3 separate regions of the Mus musculus genome follow, and all the other regions are linked to region 1. The links are chromatin loops, found by intact Hi-C in ENCODE. Cell type or tissue: heart. All regions are shown on one strand.

Region 1 (8,000 bases):
ACAAGATCAGTTTAAGAAAGGGCGGGGTTGGTTTGGGCTCACAGTTTGAGGGAGCAGTCCGCAGTCCATCGTGGCAGGCACAGCACCAGGAGTCAGCTACTCCACAGGAGCCACAGTCAGCAGAGGAGAGATGGATGTCTGTGCTCAGCTCGCTCTCTCCCCGTTTCCTTTCAACCCAGCCCATGGACCGGTGCTGCTCACACTCAGAGTGGCTCCTCCCACCCTAGTTAACTCGGTCTAGAAAACCCAGACACGTTCAGAAGTTTACCTCCTAAGTGGTTCTACATCCCATCAAATTAACAGTGGACATTGTCACACCCAGGGACACTGGGAAGACCCTTCTCAGACCTGGAGAGAACACCCATGGGTGCCTAGAGAAAGACTGGCAGCCTCTGGGATGGTGGGGCAGACAGGAACTCCATAGCTGCTCCAAGACAGAAATGCATAGAGCTTTCTGCCCCAGGCTCCCTGTGAGATCCTGGGTGAAGATTGAGATGCATCCAAGCACTGCTCATCTCCTGGACTCCTCAAAGGATCAGCATCTATCCAGTCCTTCATTTCGCAGATGCTTTTGCTGGCTCCTGGAACCCCATCTATATTGGATGGTTTTCTTGTTGCTCTGACATAAACAACCTAAGAGAGGAGGAAATTATTTTTCTCACAGTTCCCAAGAGTTCAATCTCTTGTCCTCAGCCCTACTGACTTTAGGCCTGTGCTGAGGCAGAATGCCGTGGTGGTAAGAATACGTTCAGAAGGATGCTGCTCGTCTCATGGGAGGCAGGAGGTAGAGCAGAAGAGAGAGACTGAATACTGTGCAAACACTCACAGACTGGACCCTAGTGACTTTCTCCCTCCAACAAGCTCCCCTCAAAAAACTTTCTGAGCCTCCTAGAACTGTGCCACCAGCTGGGGAACTAACTGATTAGTACAGGAGCCAGTAGGGGACATTTCTATTCATATCACAACCCGGTCTGGGATGTGGCTCAGTTGATAGCCTAATAGGCATAAATCCCTGGGTTCCATCCCCAGCCACTCATAAATGATGATTGTTATGATTAGCTTTAATCATTAACTTGAGTCAACCTAATGCTGCCTGAGAAGAGAGTCTCAATGAAGGAGTGTCTACATTGGTTGGCCTGTGGGCATGTCTGTTGGGGATTGTCCTAATTGAGTTAATAGATGTGGGAAGAGGTAACTCACTGTGGGTAGCACCATTCCCTAGGCAGGGGTCCCAAGCTGTATAAAAGTGGAGAAACTGAGCTGAGAACAAGCAAGAAAGGAAGCAAGCATGCAATCATTTCTCCCCTGCTCTTGATGTGGCCATAACTTAACTAAATGCTTCCAGTTCTTGCCACAGTCATTTAACCTAGAAATATAAAAAAATAAGTCATTCCTCCCCTTACTCTTGGTTAGAATATTATTATATCATAGCAATGGAAATGACCTAAGACAATCTGTATTCTCAGGATTCAGGAGGTGGAGGTAGAAGGATCAGGAGTTCAAGGCCTGTCTGAGACAGATAGCGAGTTCAAGGTTATTTTGGGATACATGAAACTTGGAGACAGAAAAACAGTGGGAGGCAATGGTGAAGCATCAGTACAAACAAGTGAGGTGTCCTCATGGCATTCCTATCCCTTCTCAGTACAATCTCCATGGTAACCTGACCCACCACAGAGGCTCTGCCCTGTACTTCCCATCAGAAGCAATGGGAAGTATGTCCAATATACAGTGCTCTGGGCTTTGGCCTACAGTTTTCTAATTCAGCCATTGGGAGGTCAGACCCAAAAACCTGTATTTTTATAAACTCCCCAGAGATGCTTTGAGAACTCGCCTCTCCCTGAGCTGAGTGTCCAGAGTGTCCCTGTTCTCAGCACACACACACACACAGACAGAGGCGGTCATTGACCTAACTTCCAAAAGGAACACTATTGTCCACCAGGCAGAGGATCCTCAAGAGCAGAAGCCTATCTGACGGTCTACAGCTGAAGCCCTTGAGCCTCCTGTGGGCCAGGCATAGTGGGGGTACTCAGTATGAGGCCAGTGAATGGTGGATGGACCGGCTGGCACCCTGGTGTTCACACCAGTCCCCTCTGCCCACAGATGCTTTTTGACATCCCTGATGGCTTCTCGGTTCCATGTCTTTATTAGGGCCCTCTGGTCTGGTGTTTGTGGAAGGAACCCAGGCATCCGATTCAGCCCCACTTTCAATGAAGCAGAAGCCGTGAAGAAGAGTGAGGTGGTGTGGCTTACTGAGTTGACCCAGTCAGGAAACATAGAGGCAGAATGTGCCTGCCTAGCTCACCATCTGGTGCCTGATTATAGTTTCCAACCACCTGACCTGTCCCAAGGCATTGGTTGATGCCAGGCAGGCTCAGGGCCATTGTGAAGAGGCAAGGAGGTGTGTGTGTGTGTGTGTGTGTGTGTGGAGAGAGAGAGAGAGAGAGAGAGAGAGAGAGAGAGAGAGAGAGAGAGAGAGAGCAAGGGTTGGGTCTGGCCAGGATGAATTGGGTTAGCAGAGGGTACAGAGGTCTGGGGAGGAGAGAAGGTGAGTCAGATGTGGTGTGTTTTGCCCGAGCAGGCCTGGGAGAAGTTCAGAAGTAGGCTGAGGAACAGGGCAAGGGCAAGCTATGGCCCAGGATGAAGATGGTGGGAGTCTAAAAGAGTGGTTCTAGGAAACATTGCTTGGATGGCATTGTTTTTGTTTCTTGAGACAGAGTTTTGTGTAGCCCAGGCTGGCTTCCAGTCTGCTGTGTAGCTAAGGATGACCTTGAACTTCTGACCCTCCTGCTTCCTCCTTACTGGGATTATAAGCTTATGTGGTGCTGGAGACCAAACCCAGGGCTCTTGGGTACGCTAGGCAGGCGCTCTTCAAGCTGAGCGTGCACAGCCTTAGCCCTGGTGTTATGAGTTGAATACATTCCCCATAGGCTCGCGTGTTAATCACTTGCCTCTGGTTGACGGTGCTATTGGGAAAGATTTTGGGAATTATGGGGGGTGGGGCAAGAGCTGGAGAAATATCTCAGAGTCTCAGAGGCAGAACACTTGCCCAGTGTGTGCAAGACCCTGCTTTCCATCCATGTCCCAGCCCTGGAAAGGTGGAGTTCAAGGTGTCAGTGTATAATGGGAACTGGGGTTAAAGGATGGTGGGTGGCCTTGGCCCGTGGTCTACTCCACCCCAATCTTCTCTGCAGGCTGTGAGAGGTTTTGGGACAACATGAGCTGCTGGCCCTCCTCGGCACTGGCACAGACAGTGGAAGTGCCATGTCCGAAGTTCCTGAGGATGTTCTCTGGCAGAAATGGTAACCACTCAGCGTGAAGCACCCCAACCGGAGGTTGTTTTGGTTCTCAGATGAGGACTTGGGTACCAGGAAGCTGTGAGGAGAGCAGTGTGGGAAATGATAAGGGGAAATCTTGGGAGACTAGAATCCTTGCACAAGAGTGTGAGAGCTCAGGGTCCCAAGGAAGGAAACAGGAGACAAAGGCTTTAGGGAAGTAGGAAGAAGACTGGGGCCGTTGTGTCGGCTCAGCGTGTTAAAGGTGCTTGCTGCTAAGCCTGTTGATCTGAGCTTGATCCTTCCTACTTATGTAGTGGAAGAAGAGAATTGACTCCTACAAGCTGTTCTCTCACCACCATTCGGGCATCCAAGAGAAAAAGGGTAATAAAAAGGAGGAAGAAAAAGAGGAGGGTGGGGAAAAAAGAGGAGGAGGGGAGGAAGAGAGGAAGGAGGGGGAAGGGGGAAGTGGAGGGGGAGGAGGAAAAAGAGGAGGGGAGAAGGAGGAAGAGGAGGAAGAGAAGGAAGAAGAGGAGGAGGAAGGGGAGGGAAAGGAAGAGGAAGGGGAAGAGGAGGAAGAAGAGGAGGAAGAGGGGAAAGAAGAGTGAGGAAAGGGTGGATGGGAAGGGAATGAGGAGGAGGGAAAAGGGGAGGAGGGAAGGAGAAGGGGACGAGGAGAGGAGGAAGGGGAGGGGGAAGAGGGGAGGAGGGAGAGAGGAAGAGGAGGAAAAAGAGGAGGAAGAGGACTTGGCATTGGCTAAGATGTGCCTCATAACCCCAATTTAGGAACCCTCTCCCTTCTTGCAATATTTTTGTTCCCTTAGCAACCAGTCACCTTGCTTCAGATACCCCTACTATGCCTGTCTCTAGAACATTTTTGTGCCTGTTATTCTGGGCCTTGCTGGTAAACAGCAGCTCCCTGGGTGCCCTGACTCCTGAAGGGATGCCTGACCTGGGTACATCTGCATCTTGTGCCGTGCTGCCGTGCCCAGCTTCACATGGGTGCTGGGGATCTGAACTTGGGGACCTGTGTTTGCACAGCAAGCTCTCCTCACCTGGCCTCTCCCCTGCCCTGGAAGTAAATTTAAAACATTTTCCTTTGTTCCTTCTCCCTCCCCGCTCCCACCTCTCCATCATCGCCCCCTTCCCCTGAGATGCTTACGCCTTCAATTCTACTGAGGGTCTATCCTCCTGGCAGGACCCCTCCATGTCAGGTACTTGAGTCTGTGAAGCTCAGGACTCAGGCCATTCACGCAGCCATGACTTGGAGCAATGTACTGACCTAACGTCCAGGTACCGCCATGGCCAGGCAGCTTCCTGTTGAAAAGGATGTACGCCTCTCATCTGTACCAGGCACTCCCTCCAAAAAGCCTTCTTAGAGCCCCACACCTACCCAGGAAGAGCCAGTACCTGGCCACAAAGGTGACCAAATGCCTGCCTGGTTAACTGCTTGAACTCCACCCACCTCTTAACTGTTGGCAATTCACAGCCAAATCCCCCACAAAGCAGTTTTCTGCTGCTGCTGCTGCTTCATCTACCTGCCACAAGGTGTCAGTGTGGGGACACGGGCTGACACTGAGGCCCTGCCTTCTAGGAGTTGGCCTGGCTCCAGGGCTGGTGGGAGGATCTTACACTCACTGGGCCATACCTGCCCTCAGGGTGTCGGCTTGCCCAAGAGCGTGGGTCAAGGCCTGTCTGGGTCCGCTAGTGACCAAGAACTTTTCTCTTGCATAGTGCTGCCTCAGAGCTGCTTGGACTTTTGCCTTTTGCCTTTCCAGTGAGAAAGCTTCCCCACAGTGTGTTCCCAACCCCACGGAGTGCTTCTGTGGGGAAGTGGACACCAGCCACTGTTAAAGACAACTTCCTTTGGAAGGAGACAAATGTGTTCTAGAGTTAACTCCTAAGTAGCCTTTCCCCACAGCAGTCTCCATACTGGTCCAGACGGCCATTTGGATGATTAGAAAAACTGCAGGCTGCTTTCTGTCCCAGATAGTTCTCATTCCAGGCCTAGAATGTTCCTTCAAGGAGACATTCCTTTGATTCTTTGAACAGCACTGGTATTTCCAGTGTTCCTTGTTTAAATTGTATTTAGTGGGCCTTGATACCACAGTCCTGTGAACCCAGCCTCCTCGAAGGCTGAAGCAGGAAGACTCCCAAGTGTAAGGGACAACTTAGAGACTATGTCTCAAAACAGAATGTAAAAGAAGGGGCTGGGAGACAGCTCTGCGGGGAAAGTGCTTACTGCAAACATGAGGGTCTGAGCTTGATCCCCACCACCCTTGTGAAAGCCAGGCAGAGGTCCATGCCTGGAATCCCAGCACCAGTGGGTGAGGCAGACACTTGGAGATCTAGAGTTTGCTGGCCAGTCAGATTAGCATGGTAGGCGAGCTCCAGGTTCAGTGAGAGCCTCACAAAAATAAAAGTAAAAATAAAAACAAAAATAAGGCGAAGAGGTCAAGGAAGACACTTTATGTCAACCTTTGTCCTCCCTGCATAGATACTCACATACACACACACATACCACACACCACATACACACACACACACCTGCACACACACACACACATACATACACACGCACACACATACATACACACACATGCACACACACATACATACACACACCTGCACACACACATGCACACACACACATACGCACACACACACACACACACATATACACACACGCGCGCACACACACACACACACACACACGCGCACACACACATATATACACATACATACACACACACACACACATACATATACACACCTGCGCACACACATACACACACACACACACCCCATATATATACACACCTGCGCACATACACACACATACACACAGGAGTGTGTGTATATACACACATAGTTAAAAAGGGTTAGAGATATATTTTATTGAGAGAGCTCTTTCTTAGCATATCCCAGGCCCTAGGTTCAATCCCCAATCTCTCTTTCCCTCTACACACATACACACACACACACACACACACACACACACACACCACACACACACACACACACGAACACACACCCCATACACAAGTTTCTGGATGGGATCAGGTGCTGGTCCAGCCTTTTAGGAAGGATCCCAGGGTCTCAAGAAGCAAATGACAGTTTTGGACAGGTTCTTCCCTGAAATGCACATGCATGCATACACAGGCCTGCAAATGTCAGCTTCTGGGCTCTTCTGAAGGGATCCCTGTCCCTTTAGGAATGAGTCTCAGAGGAAGTGAGTAGAGTTGAGGGTACAGAGAGAGCCCATTCTTGCTGCATCATCCTAGCTTTGTCAAAGGTTCAGGAACCAACTGAGTCATAGTCAGATATCTTTGGAATGCTACTGGGTCCCTGAGGACCCTAGACAGGCAGGCAGCTGTGCTGTGCTGGACCCATAGAGAGCCACCATCTCGGCCTGTGCTGATGGCCTTTTGTTCTGGAGCTGTGTCTTTCTATCCAGTCAGCCCACATTTGGCCATCATTCTTTCCTGCCCCACAGCCTCCTTCCCTGACTTCATTCCAAAGCTCTCTCACCCCTCCCTTCAATGCTAAGACTTTATACTCCGATAGGGGCAGGGACCCTCAGGTCTGGAAGAGCAACTTTTGGAAGCCAAAATAAGACAAGGTATTAGAACCAATTCTCAACAGGTAAATGTTAAATGTGTACCTAGCATGCCAGTGGTCCTGGTAAGATTCCCTGAACCATATATGCACACATACACAAGCACACACATGCATGCCCACCATGGAAAATCCTCCCCACCTAGCATACCCCATATAGTGGGGAACTCAACCCTGTTCTCTATGAGAAGAGCTCATGTCTGTCAACCTCATTTATTACTCTGCCTGAACAGCAAGCCAGTGTTGATGCCCAACAACTCTGGGCCACACTTTTGGTTCCAGAAACCCATTACTCATGCGGTCCGAGGAGTTAACCTGCAACCTCGTGCCAGGCATGGGTGGGGGGAGGGGGCAAACACAGTTGCTCCCAACAGGCAGTGACAACATTGTGGCTAAAGGAATAATAACCCAATTCTTCTCACAAGGGACAGCCGCCTCATAGACTTTATTTATCCCAGTGGCCTCTGCTGGTTTCCGTCTGGTGAGATGAGCAAGACACAGTGGTCAAGCACAAAGACCTGAGTCTGGTAGCCAGGCTGGACATAAAATGTACGTGTAATGCCAGAACCAGGGAGGCAGAGGCAGGTGCATCCCTGAGACTCACGAACCAGCTGGCTCAGTCTAGTTGGCAAGTTCCAAGCCAGGATGAGACTGACTCTGTCTCCAAAGGCACACACACACACACACACACACACACACACACACACAGAGAGAGAGAGAGAGAGAGAGAGAGAGAGAGAGAGAGAGAGAGAGAGAGGAGGGGAGAGCATCTTTACAGCCTAGGGGTCCATCCTCAGAAGTCAAGTCCTCTGCATCCACCCAGATGCTCCAGGACCCACCTATCATGCCAGCAGAACTGGGGTCGGGGTAAGAAAGGGCATTCATACAAAACGTGAAGAGTCCTGCAGGTCCAACCCTCTTCCTCCATTTACTCAGCTATGATGTGAACATGTTATAGGGCCACTGCATGCCTCAACTTGCCCACCTGTAGAATGATGTCCATATTTACATGTTGCCAGAGGTTTCCTGTAATGATTCCACTATTCATCTGCTGCACCCTTGTCACCCTCAGGGTCTCTGTTCCGGAACTGCACAAAGGATGGCTGGTCA
Region 2 (8,000 bases), 120 kb after region 1:
AACTGTAAAGGAATTTATAATATTTCTAAAGCAAGGTATGGGAAATTAGAGCTTCTTTGTTTCATTTATGTCTTGGCAATGAAAACATCTGACTATGATGTTAATAATAATCTTTGAAAAGCACAAAGTTAGGCTGGGCTTAGTAGTGTCCACCTAGATTGCCACCACTCAGGACACAGAGCCAGGATGATCACTAGCTTGGGCTATTTAGCAAGTTTTAGGCCAGCCTAGGATGTATAGTCAATTTTATGCCATTCTTGGCACATAGAAATATTTATGCTTCAAAAACAAAACAAAACAAAACAAAGCAAAACCAGCTAAGAAAAACCACCAAAGCCAGAAGCATTTTGTAAGCTGGTGCTAGCAGAGGCTAGGCTGGCCCATGTCCTGAGCTGGCCTTTGTCCTGTCATCAGCTGCCCCAGTTGTTAGTGAGTACTGTGAACACACACACCCAGAGGTTTATTTCCATTGTGTTTAACTTCAAACAAACAAAGGTCCAGGGCAGAAGAGGCGACTGGCAAGTGCTTGCCACACATGCATGAGGGGGACACATGTTTGATGCCCCAGAACCCATGTAATACAGGAATGGAGGTGTGTACCTCTAATCTCTCTGGGGGGCCTGGGGGATGGCTGGAAGGCTGAGGGGGGGATGGAGATGGAGCATCCCTGGGGCTCACTGTCTAGTCTGTCTACTACATCTGACATAGCTTGGGTCCCAGAACCCTATTTAGGGGTAGCAAGAGAAAAGGGTAGACACACAGACTCACAGACTCACAGACTCACAGACACACAGACAATGAAGCTGGGATCAGGTGAGCTTCTCTGACTGTTACCTCAGCCGTCTGGCACTTCAGCATGGTACGGCGGTGCAGGACAGCAGCTCTCTGTAGGCGAGCAGTTCCAGGCTACAAGCTTCTGGGAGGAGGAAAGTATAGTTGCTAGTCTTTGCACATACTGATTAACCATCTATACCCATACTCAGATGCCCAGGCTCTGCCATCCCTCTTGAGCCTGGCCCAAATGGGTAATGGCTTTGCCAGCTTACTGCTGTCTAATCGGTCTTAGAGTCGTTGCCAGGCCTCACTCATGTCAGAATACACACACTCGGGATGTAGTGCTTCTGCTCCTTAACCTGTGTGGCAGAGTTGCTGAGCTCCAGGCTCAGTGGGAGAGCCTGTCTTAAAGGTAAAGTGGCGAGAGATGGAGGAAGGCATCACCACTGACCTCTGGTCTCCGCACACATGTGCGTACATAAACATGTACACACACACATTTACCTGCAGCAAGTCTGTATCTTTGGAGACTGAATGGCAAGGGAGTGACACTCTCTTCTTACTAGCCCTTGGGAGTCTTGGCAGGGCGTGTGGCTGTGGGAGCAGGGAGCTGAAGAAATCAGGAGGGCTCTGATCTCTGTGGTCTCAGAGATGGGACATTCTTTGCATTTTCCATATATATTTAGTGTGTGTGTGTGTATACATGGTGTGTGTGTGTGTGTGTGTGTGTGTGTGTGTGTGTGTATGTGTGTGTAGGGGTGCTTATGTCACAGAGTGCATGTAGAAATAAGAATAACTGGCAGGATCCAGTTCTCCCCCAGGGATCAAACTCAGGTCATCAGGCTGGACAGCAGGCACTTTTACCAGCTGAGCATCTCCCTGGCCCAGGAATGAAAATCTGGTGGTGCTAGTTTATCATCCCGAACGTACGGCCCTCATACTGAGAGGGCCTTATTGCTCTTCATTACTGAAGCATCCCAAGGCATCTGATACAGCATCCTGCATATGCTTTTACTCTTTTAAGTCAAGTAAATCGATATAGAGTACACAGCACAGTTTTTAATATATAGTTCCATGAATTGGAAGCCTAGTGATGTTATATATATGTTTACTGTTTATTTACTTATTTTTTCCATTTTTGTGCGTGCATGCATGCTATGTGTACGTGTGTGCATGTGTGAACTCACTGACATGGCTGATTTTGTTAGCCAACTGCCTCTAGGGACCCCCCGTCTCTGCCTTCTGAGGATGGAATTATAAGCAGCCTCTGTGCCCACTCACTGGATTCTTGGGATCGTACTCTGGTACTCATACTTACGTGGCAAGGGTTTTAACCACGAAGTCATCTTCAACTGTGTGTGTGTGTGTGTGTGCATTTGTGTATGTGCTCTAGTTTGTGTTTGTGTGTGTATGTGCACGTGCATGTGCAAGCTGAGTGTGTCATAGTGACGAAGATCACCAAGGTTACTTTTTAGGGACTTGGAAGCCACTTTTGTTTGAAGCTCTCACCTTTCTCTTGGGTCTGTGTAGGTGTCTGTTGGGTGACTCAAACAAGGTGACAGATCTCCACTCATGTTGTCTATGTCCCTTTGCCTCCCTGACTTTGGGTCAGATTGTGTAGACATGTCAGTCACTCATGTGTACTTGGGAGGTAATGGCTTGCAGGAAACTTACCCAATCTTTCTTCTCTCTTCAAAGCCAAATGATGTTAAGGTCAGAGTGGCTAGGGATTTTCCAGGTTTCAAGCGGCTGTATCTAACCTGTGGCCTGCGGGCCACGTGTGCCCCAGGATGGTGGAAAAATGAACCTAACACAAAACATGAAGTTGCTTAAGGAGCTGGATAGCGGCTCAGTGGTTAAGGGTGCTTGCTGCTCTTGTGAGGACCTGGGTTTCTTTTCCCCCACATTGGAACAGAGCGACTACAGTGCCAGGAGATGGAGGCTCTGTTTTGGCCTCTGTGGGTACTGCAGGCACGTTGTGTTTACACAGCCAAGGAGGTGCACACACATACACATAAACAATTTTTAAAAGTTACTAAAATGATTATGATTTTTCTCTACTCTTTTTTTTTAACTTGATTAGGCCTTCTTGAGCATGACATATTCTGTTCTTTAGATGACATATCTGTTCTATAGATGACATATCTGTTGCAATGAAGACCATGATGTTATGGTTACACGTGTACTGACTGCAGATTTCACAACCCGGTCCATTTCATTCCATGGGAAAGGGGCACAGGAGTGTCTGGTCACCCATGCCTTGCTTACCTCAGCCCTTCTTTGCCCTTGCCTGGCTTACATTGGGTTAAGGTGTATTTTTCAGGCCAGGGAGATAGCTTAGCATAGAAAAGCACTTGACAGCAAGCCTGAGGCCTCTGTTTGACCTGAGGAGCCATGTGGTACAGGGAGGGAGCCAACTCCCACAGGCTGTGCTCTGGCCACTGAAAGTGTGCTATGGCACATTCATCTACACTGATACACAATACCTCAATAAAATGCCATCTAAAAAGTTGATGTCTTTTTCTAAGATGTCAGCCTGCTATCATCCTGGTTGTATGGACATCTTGAGTAAATAGTTTTTTGGTTTTTTTTTGTTTTGTTTTGTTTTTTTCAGAACTCAAAGGGGTCTATTTATTGAGAGTAAATAGTTTTTTTTTAAGGAATTATTTTATTTTATGTACAGGAGTACACTGTAGCTGTCTTCAGATGCACCAGAAGAGAGCATCTGATCCCATTACAGATGGTTGTGAGCCACCATGTGGTTGCTGGGAATTGAACTCAGGACCTCTGGAAGAGCAGTCAGTGCTCTTAACCATTGAGCCATCTCTCTAGCCCCAAATAAATAGTTTTTAAAAGATTTATTTATTTTACTGTATGTCTGTATTTTTACCACATGCATGTAGTGATAGTACAGGCCAGAAGAGGGCACCAATTCTCTGGAATTGGGGTGGTGGACAGTTGTGAGCTGCCATTCAGGTCCTGGGAGCTGCAAGGCCATCATGTGTTCTTAACTGCCTAGCCATTTCTCCAGCTGTGAGTAAATTGTTACCTTGCTCCAGTTTCTCCTCCTTAATTCCCAGGGCTCTCTTTTTTAGTGGTAAATAAATGGGCTTGGTTTGGCAACTGGTTTCCTTTGCTTGTTTGGTTATTTAAAACATTTTAAAGACCATGATCATTCATAAAGTAACTTCTGGCTTACACAAAATACAAAATTCTGTTGCCATCTTCTTTGTTTGTTTGTTTGTTTGTTTGTTTGTTTTTAGAGACAGGGTTTCTCTGTGTTGCTCTGGCTGTTCTGGAACTCACTCTGTAGACCAGGCTGGCCTGAGACTCAGAGATCCTCCTGCTTTTGCTTCTCAAGTGCTGGGATTAAAGGTGTGCATCGTCACAGACTGACTATTTCTTGCTGTGTTCTTAATTATTAGGGGTATTTTGATATTTGATACTAAGAGTAACTTTTCCTTCCTTTTAAGGTCTTAAAAACAATCTGTGTAGGTATGATGTGTGTACACACATACGAGCACATGCCACACACACACACACACACACACACACACAGTCATGTATCACAGAGCACATGTGGCGGTCAGAGGACAACCCCATGCCAGTTTCATCTCGTTTGAGACAGGGTGTCTTGTGTTTCCTGCTCTGTAACTGTCCTGTGAGCTCCCAGTTATTTTCTTGTCTCTGCCTCTCACCTGCTTGTAGCTCTGGGATTACAGCCGTGCAGAGCCATGCCAGGCTTCATGTGGGCACTGGGGATTCACACTTACATGGCAAGGGCAAGCAAGTGCTTTACTCACCAAGCCATCTCCCCAGTTCCAGCCTTGTAAGTTCTCAGATGAAAGGGCAGGTGAACAAGAGAAAAACCAGCAGTTTATTGCTAAGTGCATGCCATATATATTGGATACCTAGGGTGTGAAAACTTCTCAGAGAAGCTCCCAGACAAGGAAGGGGTCTTCAGACCCTTACCTAAGGCCTGGAAGCTTTTGAACAAGGGAAGCAGAGGTCTGGTTGCTGAAGCTTTGCAATGTGGCTCACTCTGATGCCCCCTGCAGGTTGATTGGTGGCACAGCAGTCTTCAAGGTTGTTCTGTGGTCTTGTGGGGTAGGGGCAAGAGGCTTTGTTTTAGTCGAACAGGGAGGGTCCAGAGCACTAGAGCTTTTATTTCTAAATAATCTTTGTGCAAGGTAGACATATATTGGGGTGGCATATTCTGGTCACCCCTGGTGCCAGTTATAGAGTGGCCTGCTTTTGTAAAGTCATTACAAAAGTGTATTAGGATTTTGAACTACAAACAGATTTCTACAGAGGTATTTTCAAGTTATCTTAATATTTTATAGCATTTTATTTATTCTCTCTCTCTTTCTCTTTCTCTCTCTCTCTCTCTCTCTCTCTGTGTGTGTGTGTGTGTGTGTGTGTGTGTGAAGTCAGTTCTTCTCTTCTACCACGTGGGTCCTAGAAATTAAGCACTCGTGTCAGGCTCAGTGGCGGGTGCTTTTACCTGCTGCTAAGCCATCTCACCAGCCTGTGTTTTCAAATGTTCACGTTAGAGGGTCATAGTATTTCTTGGTATCAATGCAGCAAGGGCCGTGATATTCTTGGTATGGCAGAATGGGTGCCTCTTAAAGTCCTTAGGAACAAGATGTGAATCAAGTTGCTCTGGTGGCACAGGAAGTTGTGATTTCCCCGACCATACTGTTCTTTGCTTCCCATTTACCACAGAATGATTCATTCACAGTAACCATTGGTCACCGCTGTCCTCTGTAGAACAGTGGTGCCTGTAAGAGCTGCATGCTCAGGCCTGCCTGCTTGGCCTTCCACTACTGCCTGTTTCTATTGGGTATGTGGGGCAAGTGTAGCTATGAAAGTCAACTTTGGGGGTGTTGAGGATGTTACTCAGCTGGTAGAGTGCTGACCCATGTGCCGAGTCCTGGGGTCCATCTTAAACACTGTTTGAGTTGAGCAGGATCGTGCACATCTGTAATGCCAGCACTCAGGAGGTGGTGCACATCTGTAATGCCAGCACTCAGGAGGTGGTGCATATCTGTAATGCCAGCACTCAGGAGGTGGGGCATGGTGCACATCTGTAATGCCAGCACTCAGGAGGTGGTGCACATCTGTAATCCCAGCACTCAGGAGGTCGGGGCAGGAGAATCAGGAGTTCAAGGTCATCCTCAGCTACTTAGGGAGTTTGTGTCACAGAGACTTGGTGTCAAAAACAAACAGACAATTGAAAAACAAGAGAGCTTTAGGGTATGGACTCTTTTGAATTGTGGGCTCTGTGTCCAAAACTGTCATCTGGTTTAAGGTTCTGAAGAACTCTGGCTGGTGGGGCCACATATTTGCAACTTATTTGTATACACTGTGGTACACACATTTGCATGTGTGAGCACAAGCAGGTTGGCATGCACATGAGCACATAAAATTCATAAATGCAATTATCTGGCTCCACCAATTCATACAAAGGGTCATCTAGTTTGATATTGAAGAATTTTGGGATAGTAATAACACGGGCTAGCCTCACCTGTAGGTCAGGGGCTGGGTTAAGAATCTTGGCCAGATTGTCTCCTCTCTCCCTTTTAGCCTCCATTTGAGCAGGATTGGTAGTAACCCCATTATAAAAGTGAAGAAAGGAAGAACAAAGAAATTAAGAATACGGGGCTGGAATTTAGTAGCAACGATGGTTCAGTTGCTAAGGGACTTGGTGTGCAAGCTGACAATCTGAGATCAGCCCCCAGCACTCAGGCGAAGAAGCCGGACATGGTAGTGTACATTTGTAATCTCAGGGTGGAGGAGGCAGAGGATGGAGGATTCCTGGGGCTCTCTGGCCAGCCAGCATAGCCTGCCTCATGGGTTCCAGACTAATGAGGGAGGGACCTGACTCGGAAGGTCAGGCCAATGAGATGGCTCAGCACATGAGTGCTTGCTGTTGAGGTCTACTCCTAGTGGCCCGCTTTCTCTAGCAGCCCCACCTCCTAAAGGTCTTATAGCCAGCTGGGGACCAAGTGTTCACATATATTCAGACCACAACCTGGTGGTCCTGCCTCAGCCTCCTATGCACTTAATCATATATTTTTATTATAGAAATACCATGATACATTTCCTTCTATAAATGACCAGTTTTCTGTAATAGAATCAAGAGTGCAGAAAATATCGTATCGATGAGGTGAGATTTTACATGTTCTTTGATTTGGAAGCATTTGGTATTTTTAAGATATCAAATCCTACTTGTGAGTGCTAGGTCATTCTTTGTGATGAATGGCTTGTCCAGCTTTTGAGTTCTGAGTTACTTCACATCCTATTACTCCTGGTGATGCTGCTTTGTGAGGCAGCCTGAGGGGGCGCTGCAACCTCACTATCCTAAGTTTTTTCCTTTTCCTGTATTTGGTATGTGTGTGCATGTCCAAGATGGTATGTGTTCATGTATGTATATGGGCATGTGGCAGTCAGAGGTCGCCCTTGGATAGCCACCTTGGTCTTGTTTTATTATATGTACGTGTGTTTATGTCCATTTTGTGCAGCAGTTGCCCATGGAGACCGGAGGGTGTTGGATCTCTGCAACTGGGATTACAGGCAGTTACAAACCACCTAATGCAGGTGCTGAGAACTGAAGCTTGGTCCTCTGCAAGAGCAGTGTGTGTACTTAACCACACTGAGCCAGCCCTCCAGCTCTCTACCCTCTTTTTGCTTTGTTTGTTTGAGATAGGCTTTCTCCTTGGTTGGCTTAGAGCTCAGTGGCCAGGCTAGGCTAGCTCACCAGTACCCCAGGGATCCCCCTGGCTCTTCCCCTGTGCTGGCTCACCCTCCTTCTTTTACAGGGATGCTGGATATTGAACTTGGGTGCTCATACGTATATGGCAAGGACTTTGCTGACTGAACCATCTCTATAGGCCCTAGTATTTCATTTTTATCTTTACATATTTCTTTGCATTTAATAGCCCCCAGTTTCCTCTCTCGCGCGCATGTGTGTGGGGGGGGGGGGAAGGGAGAGGCAGGCCTGTGTGGGGTCAGAGGGCAAATTTATGGAATCATTTCTTTTCTTCAGATTATCCGTGAGTTCTAGGGATCAAACTCAGGTCATCCAGTTGTGTGGCAGGCATGTATAGCAGCTGGCCTGCCTTCCTGTAGATCCATAGTTGTCCTAAGGCTCCTCTTGGCCATGATGGTTACTCTGTCTTCAAATGCTTCTGGCAGCTCTGAGGACTGGCTGGTGGATGGGAGGG
Region 3 (8,000 bases), 60 kb after region 1:
AGCCTTTGTGACGCTGTCTAGGGGTGCTGGATCAGCTCCTATTTGCTGGTGGATTAAGGAACCAAATGGCACATGAGAAGTGTTAGCAGAATCTTGGGGGTCCTGGTGGAGCCGCCCTATGACCCAAGGGAAACCGAGGTTCCCCCTTAGGCTTGGTCTCACTAATGAAATCAAAATTAAGGACAGACCTACCCAGAAGCTCCAGGGAAATTTGGTAGAGCTTAAGGAAAACCACGGGATGAGTAAGCTTCATGCCACAGCTTCCCAGAGAAGGGAGATGGTAAGCCAGCATAGAGGTCTCCACATGCTGCAGGCAGCCACACAGTGAGGAAACTTTGGGAAGAGTAGGGAAGCCCAAAGGACCAGGGAGTTTAAAAACATCTGGAGGCTATGGCCGGTACCAGGGGTGGGGGGTGGGGGGGTGGGGGGGTGGGGAGTGAACAGAAGAAAATGGAGCCCTTATTTATACCTTTCTGAATGAGAAAGGCGGGAGAGAGACCCAGCTGAACCAAGTGGTGGCCTGAAGAGACTGCACTAGGAGGCGGGGCTTCTGGGCAAGACAAAGCCCATTCTCTTCCCTCTCCTCCCCCTCCCCCTCCCCCTCCTCCCCCGCCTTGAGCCTGCCTTCCTGGGGGTCTGACCTGGCCCACAGAGGTCACATCACCCCCTAGAGTTCCCTTCCATTTATGTTTCTGCACAGGATCTTCGGTTACTCCTTTCACATGCTTGTTTGTCCTCAGGGCCACAGCTCAGTCCCCTTATTCACCTGCACAGAGACAGACTGTCATTTCACCCACAGTCCTGGCTCCCTGCTTAAGGTTGAAAAGCCATCAGGCTAAGCGACTTCCTGAAGGTCACATGGTAGGGGTGTACCATCTTGCCACAGCTCCTGTCTGAGGTAACAGTGGGCCCTGTAGGATGTCCCCATATAGAAGGGGACAAAGGACAGTGATTTGACTCTCCTCCAGGGAAGGCACAGAGACAGACAAGCCAACTGAGAGAGCCAGCTGGTTGAGAAGATCTGTGAGGCCCTGGGTTCCACACCCAGTACCAATATCAAGGCCTAAAAATTCCTGTATTTTGGGGATGGCTGTAAAATTCCATTTTTAAACCTGGCTTTTGGGGGGAAGTGAAGGACTAGGGACAAATACTTAAGAATTCCCCCGAAACAAAAAATGTCTTTTAGATTCCAGAGATTAACCCAGTGATGAACTGTTTTCCTGCACACCATCTGAGGTTAATCTTTTCGTGTGTGTGTGTGTGGTATGTGGGGTGTGTGTGTGTGTGTGTGTGTGTGTGTGAGAGAGAGAGAGATGTGGGGTGTGTGTGTGTGTGTGTGTGTGAGAGAGAGAGAGATGTGGGGTGTGTGTGTGTGTGTGTGTGTGTGTAGATGCATGCATGTATACATGTGTCAGAACCAAGGCTATAGTGAAGTCACAAAGTGAAAAGTGAGGCTAGAACACCATGGATCTGGTATATATCTGATTTTGAATGAATTTTTGGTATGTTCAGAAACATTTTAGAGCTGCACCTTTTGTTACTGCCACATTCAGGTAAGTGACCCCATATGGAGTTGTGACCTCCCTAGGTTTAATAAATTGGGTTTTAAAACATGATGCATAGTAGCCATCACACAGAGGACAGATGGCTCTGGCTCTTCACCAGGGTGGCCACATTCTGTCAGACTCTAGGAACTAAGTGGTCCATCTCGCTCCTTCCCTTTCCCCCACTTCTACTGATGCAGAACACAGTATCTACTCCCTGAGAGCTGTTGGGCTGGACTCTCAGACTCTGAGTCTGGTCTGGTGGCCCCTTCCATGGCTAGCCTTGTCCTTGTACCGGAAGGCCTATCAGCTGCTCCTCCCTCTCCACGCACCTTGAGCTGACAACACAGGACCATGCTTCTTACTGTCTTACTGTAGCCTTGATCCTTTGTAGCTGAAGACTGGGGACCCCTCCATGAAGGAGTTTAGCAGATGCCTAGAGGGATGGGGGAGGCTGCACTGTAAGCAGCTGAATCCCACTGTTAATCCTGTGTCCTAGCCCTGGACTGAGAGGCTGGTACACAGCAGTGTTCAGCAAGGGTTCCACAGAAGGACCAAAGGAAGTGAGTGAGTGAATGAATAAATGAATGCATGAGTGAAGAGCATAAAAATACCTGTAAAGAAGAAAGGAATATACCTCAACTGCCTTCAGGTTTAGTCTCTGGGTCCCTCTTTCATATACTAAGTGGAAAATCCCTGAGGCCCTGTGTAGAGTGGCATATAGATCGAGAGGCCATAAACCAAAGACCTTTGTCCCCGTTCACGGGTTCTGTCTCAGTTCCAAACACATGGGTCCTGCCACTGTCTTATCACTCCTACCCTCTCTTTCTCTGCCCCATAGGCCTGGGAGTTACAGGTGCCACACACTCAGCTCCCCACCCCACCCCCACCACCCCATGGCATGGTTATGAGGAGAGAAAGCCAAGCCAAGTTATGGGACAGATGTGGGAAAGACAGGAGGCCTCCCTCCTGAGGAGCCTGGTTGAAGCCCCGCCCGCTGAGAAAGAGTCCAACGCAATCGTCATTCGCTTCAGGCTTGTTCCCTTCCCAGCTGGGAAGCTGCACTGTTCCAGGACACTCCTATATATAGTAGCTAAGTCCTGTGTGCAGCCCTGTGACTCCTGGCTTACCCTGTTACCTTTGGAGCCACCCTGTATCTCAGTTATCAAGGGAATAGAGACAGAGTACAAGAGGGTCCCTTAGAATCCAATAAGCAATGGAATTCTAAAAGTTTCCAAAATCCTGTATCCTGTCACCACTAAGGTACTTCACTGTGGCTCAGAGACATCTACGCCCATGCTCCTGGAGTGCCTCAGCCCCTCCCACTGTGCTTGCGTTTTCTTTTTTCCTGTCTCTCATGTGTGTATTTGTGTATGTTTGTGTGCACATGCACATTTGTGCGGCCCATGTGGACACCTGAATATGGAGGCCAAATGTTGATAACAGATATCTTCCTTAATTATGTTTCCATCTTGATTCTTTGAGACAGGGACTCTCACTGAAACTGGAGTCTGCTGATTGGCCAGGCTGGTTGTCACGTATTTTTATGTAGGTGCCAGAGATCCCAACACAGGTCCTCCCTACTAACCTGTCTCTGTGGTTCTAGTTTTAATACATTTTAGCTCAGGTTTATACTTGCTTATTCTGAAATCCTTTTCTGCACCAAAGCCAAGGACCTGGCTTTGTGTGAGCAGAGGTCTTTACAAGGTTCCGGTGACTCCCAGGACTGCTGGGAGCGGCAGCACGGAGCTATGCCCCCATGCTGGTTACTGTTGACGGCCACTGTGAGACAGGGCCAAAGAGGACAGAAAGTGGAGCGTGGGTCTTTGTAGCCAGTGTTTGCTTCTTTCTAGGTAGGTTCTTCCTTCCTTTCAGCCCCCAACACTAGATAGGAGAGAAAAAAAGGAAAGAAAGGAAAGGGGGTGGCATCCTTAGACTACTTCCTGCTGGTTAGGGACGTTGAATTCCTTGGGGCAAGTTTGATCTTCACTGTCAGGACATCTGATTTCTTCTTTCTTGAACATGAACTTAACAAACTGCCACCAACAACGGTCCACCTCGCCTCTCCGAGCCCTAGCGTTTATATACCCCCTGAAAAGACCCCAGAATTCCAAATGTCACACAATCGCAGAATCTGCAGCTGGCAAAAATCACACCCCTGCTGGAGCATGAGGCAAATCATAATCACCTGCTGTGAACGATCTGAAGCAGCCCCATAGCCCACACCTGGGATTAAAACGAAAACACTCAATTACAATATTTCTGTGCTTTTTAAACCCAAATCCCAATATTCTCACTACAGGTCTCCAAACTTGAGTGTACATCAAAACCTCTAGGAGAGCCATTCAGACCCAGACCAGAAGCTAGGAGAGATGGCTCAGGGATTTTGAGAGTTTACCGCTCTTGTGGAGGAGCTGAGTTCAGTTCCCAGCACCCACATCAGACAGCTCACACTCATGAGTACCTCTGCTTCCAGAGGATCCAACACCTCTCACCTCCATGGTCACTTGGACATGTGTACAAACCCTTATGCAAATAAATGTGATTAAAAATAAAAGTATATCTTAAAAACAAAGAACAAAACTCCCACATCACCAGACCCAGTCCCACTGTGTTGGGTTTCAAAGGTCTGAGCTGAGACTACAGAGCATGCCTTTGACCAAGTTCCCAGGTGAAGCTGAACCTGTGGGTTTGGGTCACACTGACAATCTCTGGTATAGAACAGAAAGTGCTAATCTGCTCTGAAGTCCATGTTTGACCCAGATAACCTGCAATGGGCCGATACCCTGATAGGGTCATAGTATCGTGGCATTATTAGTTAGTGGTGAGACAGGGAGTGGGGTCTTATTGGAGGATATAAGTCACTAAAACATGACTTTGGGGACTATATCTTGCTCTGACTCTTTCCTTTATTCCGTTTTTCCCCCCTGCCGTCTGTCTGCCATATTGTGAACTGTTGTATTCTTCCACCCCCTCTCTGCCATGATGTACTGAGACCTCTGATACCATAAAACCAAGTAAAGTCTTCCCCGTTTGTTTTCCTTGGTATTTGGTTACCATGAAGTGAAACCATTTGACACAACAATGGACAAACACTAAATGTTCAACCCTTCATAACTGGGACAAAAACCTCAGACTTTGGAAGTTCAGAGGTCATCTCTGCTCTGTGTAATGTATAAGGAATGACACCCTTTGGCTTTCCTGCGCACACGCGTAGGGATAGGGAACCCTTGGGTGGGGTTGGACATGCGTGGTTCACAAATTAGATCAATTTATAGAGTTACATTTGGGAAACAAGCCCCTGAAGTGCTGCATTAAGTCTACCAGGAGGCGCTGCTGGAGAAGCTGAAATAGGATTCAGCAACTGGGTAACCAAGGCCAACGCTCGCCCTCTAGTGGTCAAGAGTCCAAAGTGCAGCGAGGGCCTTGCTGGTTGGCTGGCCTCGGGCTTGCTCAGAGTAGGTACCAAAGACTAGACCAGTAGTGGCACTCTGGTATCTTTTGGTTTAAGAAACATTTCTTTTTTTTTTTTTTTTTTTTTTTTTTTTTTTAAAGATTTATTTATTTATTATATGTAAGTACACTGTAGCTGTCTTCAGTCACTCCAGAAGAGGGCGCCAGATCTCGTTACGGATGGTTGTGAGCCACCATGTGGTTGCTGGGATTTGAACTCTGGACCTTCGGAAGAGCAGTCAGGTGCTCTTACCCACTGAGCCATCTCACCAGCCCTAAGAAACATTTCTATAAATACCTAGTCTTTCCAGAGTCAAGATCTCTTTTTAGAGCTCTTCTCCCCGCACCTCTCCTTTAGAGGGACAGGAACACAGGATGATGCCCGGGGCTTACCTCATTCCTGTCCTTGTCCACAGTCCTGTTCGCAGCTCTCAGCCCTGGCTCTGCATCGCTGCAGCTGCTTCTTCTCAGAGCCCTCCTGAGCCTCTTCATCAGACTAGGTTGGCTCCCCAGGCAGCTCTGTACGCCACCATCTTGGATCTCGGCGCTCTGTGAGACCTCTCCCAGCCTCTTCTCAGCAGGGATTTTCAAACCTCCCTGAGGTCCAGCTGGGTGGCCAGACACAAGCAGGCAACCTGTTTAGTGCAGCCCACCCCTCTCCACAACCAGCCTAACGGTGGTTAGCTCTCCCACGACGTAATGGCCCTGAGATGCCGGGGGCTTGCTTTTGGCCTCATTCCTACCCCTACCTGACTCCCTCCACGAGTCTCCTTACATGCTATGGTGAGCAGACTGTACGTGTATCATCCTTTAAATTATAGGTTCAATCCCATATCTATTCCTTGTGTGTGAATGTGGGGGTGCACACATGGGGTCAGAGAACAGTTTGCCGAGTCAGTTCTCCCCTTCTGCCCTGTGGATCTGAGGGATTGCTTCGGGTGAGTCAGGTTTAGCAGCAGGTCCCTTTATCCACTGAGCCACCTTGCTGGCCCCTAAGTGCATTCTCTTTATACTTCACTATGCAGTGATGGTTGGTTCTTAGTCTGCCAAGTTTCCCTTCCTTTCTTTCTTTTCTCGGTACTGATGATGGAACCCAGGACGGTATGCAACAGATATGTGCAAACTACACTCTAACCCTGATTCTCTTTTTTTGTTTTAAGACATCTGATCCTCCTGCCTCTACTTCCCTAGTGCTGAGAGTATAGGTGTCGTATGGCACCATATTCCAGTTTGTGTGGTGCTAAGGGAGGAACCCAGGACTTCATGCATGCTAGGCTAGCACACAGCCAGCTAAGCCACATCCTCACCCCCCAAGCTCCCTCTTAGATCTCTGTTCTACTTATCTCTGTTGCCCCGGTGCCAGAGCAGCCACAGGCAGCATGCGAGGGTGTGTCTATGTGCTAATTCTCAGATTAGCATAAGTTTTACATAATTATCCAGTAGAACCCACACTTCCACCTTTGACATTTGATCATTATCTGACTATATAAGATAATCTTCATTTTTTAAAAACTTAATTCAATTTTTTTTACTTATTTACTTTACGTCCGCCCACTGCCCCCTTCCCAGTCACCCCTCCCACAGCCCTTCCCCCATCCCATCTTCCCTTCTATGAGTGGGTGGACCCCCTCCCCCTTGGGTATCCTCCCACACTGGCTTCCTCTCCCACTGAGGCCAGACAAGGCAGCCCAGCTAGAACATATCCCACGCTTCTGCTCATATGTCCTATGGTCCTAAGCCCAACCCATGTGTGTTCTTTGGTTGGTGGTTCCGTCTGAGAGCCCCAAGGGTCCAGATTAGTTGACTCTGTTGGTCTTCCTGTGGTGTTCCTGTCCCCTTAGGGGGCCACAATTATTCCTCTTAATCTTCCATAAGAGTCCCCAAGCTCCATCCACTGTTTGGCTGTGGGTGTCTGTATCTGTCTGAGTCAGTTGCTGGGTAGAGCCTCTCAGAGGACAACTTCTCCTGTCTGTATGGTTCAGGGGTCTGATGAAGGTGGAGGAGAGGTGGTAGGGAAATATGATCTCCATTCTTAAAGCTGGACACTTAACCACCCAACCAACTACATAATCATTATTATAATTACAGACACTCCATGGTGTGCTAGATGCTTAGATGTAATGTTTGATAATAAGGTATAGTCAACCCGTTTCAACATAACTTTCATCGTTTGATGGGGTCATGACCTCAAATTCACTGTGTAGTTGAGGAAGATCTTGCTTTGTTTTATTTTATTTTTTATTTTTTTAGCTCCCTGCCTTCGTTTCCCGAGTACTGGGATTGCATGTGTATACCATCACACTTGGGCATATCTGTGGTTCTCAACCTTCCTAATGCTGTGACCCTCTATTACAGTTTCTCATGTTGTGGTGACCCCCAACCGTAAGATTATTTTGTTGTTACTTCATAACTGTAATTCTCTACTTTATGAACCATAATATAAATATCTGATATTCAGAATGGTCTTAGGTGACCCCCATGAAAGAGTCTCTCGATCCCAAAAGGGTCACAAGAACCACTGGTTTATAGTGTTAGAGACTGAACCTGGGGCTTTGTGAATGATAGACAAGCATTCTACTAACTGAGCCACACCATTATGTTGGGGTCCTTGAGTCAGGAGTGTGTGTCTTTTGAAAGGGACAGAACTGAGGAAGGCAAAAAGGAGGTTAAGCTGTGTAGGAAGCCGCCCTCACATTTGCCATTATAAGATGGCGCTGACAGCTGTGTTCTAAGTAGTAAACATAATCTGCACACGTGCAGGGGCAGTTTTCCCGCCATGTGTTCTGCCTTTCTCGTGATGACAACTGGGCCGATGGGCTGCAGCCAATCAGGGAGTAATACGTCCTAGGCAGAGGATAATTCTCCTTAAAAGGGACGGGATTTTGCCATTCTTTCTCTTGCTTTCTTGTTCTTGTTCTTTTTCTTGCTTTCTTGCTCTCTCTTGCTTTCTTGTTCTTGTTCTTTTTCTTGCTTTCTTGTTCTTGTTCTTTTTCTCTCTCTTGC

Evidence for each region. Peaks named below come from ENCODE experiments on the same cell type or tissue, not always from the same donor. Only the 100,000 strongest peaks of a DNase experiment are listed, where the experiment ranks them.
Region 2: a loop joins it to region 1, with 5 times the contacts of the local background. A loop is called at or near these places in 21 of 42 quality-filtered maps.
Region 3: a loop joins it to region 1, with 12 times the contacts of the local background. A loop is called at or near these places in 29 of 42 quality-filtered maps.

What each region holds. Positions count from the first base shown.
Region 1 is chr1:120,028,373-120,036,372 of GRCm38, forward strand. Sctr (secretin receptor) reads left to right here. Exons shown (of 14, transcript NM_001012322.2): 4 at 3,192-3,299; 5 at 7,963-8,000. Among named protein-coding and RNA genes, the nearest start is that of Gm33764, 4.1 kb to the left of the region's middle. In heart, a CTCF peak has its summit at 4,819 (motif pointing right); a DNase peak (open chromatin) is centred at 4,889; H3K27ac peaks cover 457 bases; H3K27me3 peaks cover 634 bases.
Region 2 is chr1:120,150,713-120,158,712 of GRCm38, forward strand. 3110009E18Rik (RIKEN cDNA 3110009E18 gene) reads left to right here. Exons shown (of 6, transcript NM_028439.2): 2 at 1-35. Among named protein-coding and RNA genes, the nearest start is that of 3110009E18Rik, 34 kb to the left of the region's middle. In heart, CTCF peaks have their summits at 3,697 (motif pointing right) and 4,826 (motif pointing left); no DNase peak of the experiment used is centred here.
Region 3 is chr1:120,088,785-120,096,784 of GRCm38, forward strand. It overlaps Gm41937 (a long non-coding RNA gene), which reads right to left and starts at 10. Exons shown (of 3, transcript XR_001779373.2): 1 at 1-10. It overlaps Gm41938 (a long non-coding RNA gene), which reads left to right and starts at 1,398. Exons shown (of 3, transcript XR_878466.1): 1 at 1,398-1,553. In heart, CTCF peaks have their summits at 4,961 (motif pointing left) and 5,162 (motif pointing right); DNase peaks (open chromatin) are centred at 2,567 and 4,917; H3K27ac peaks cover 255 bases.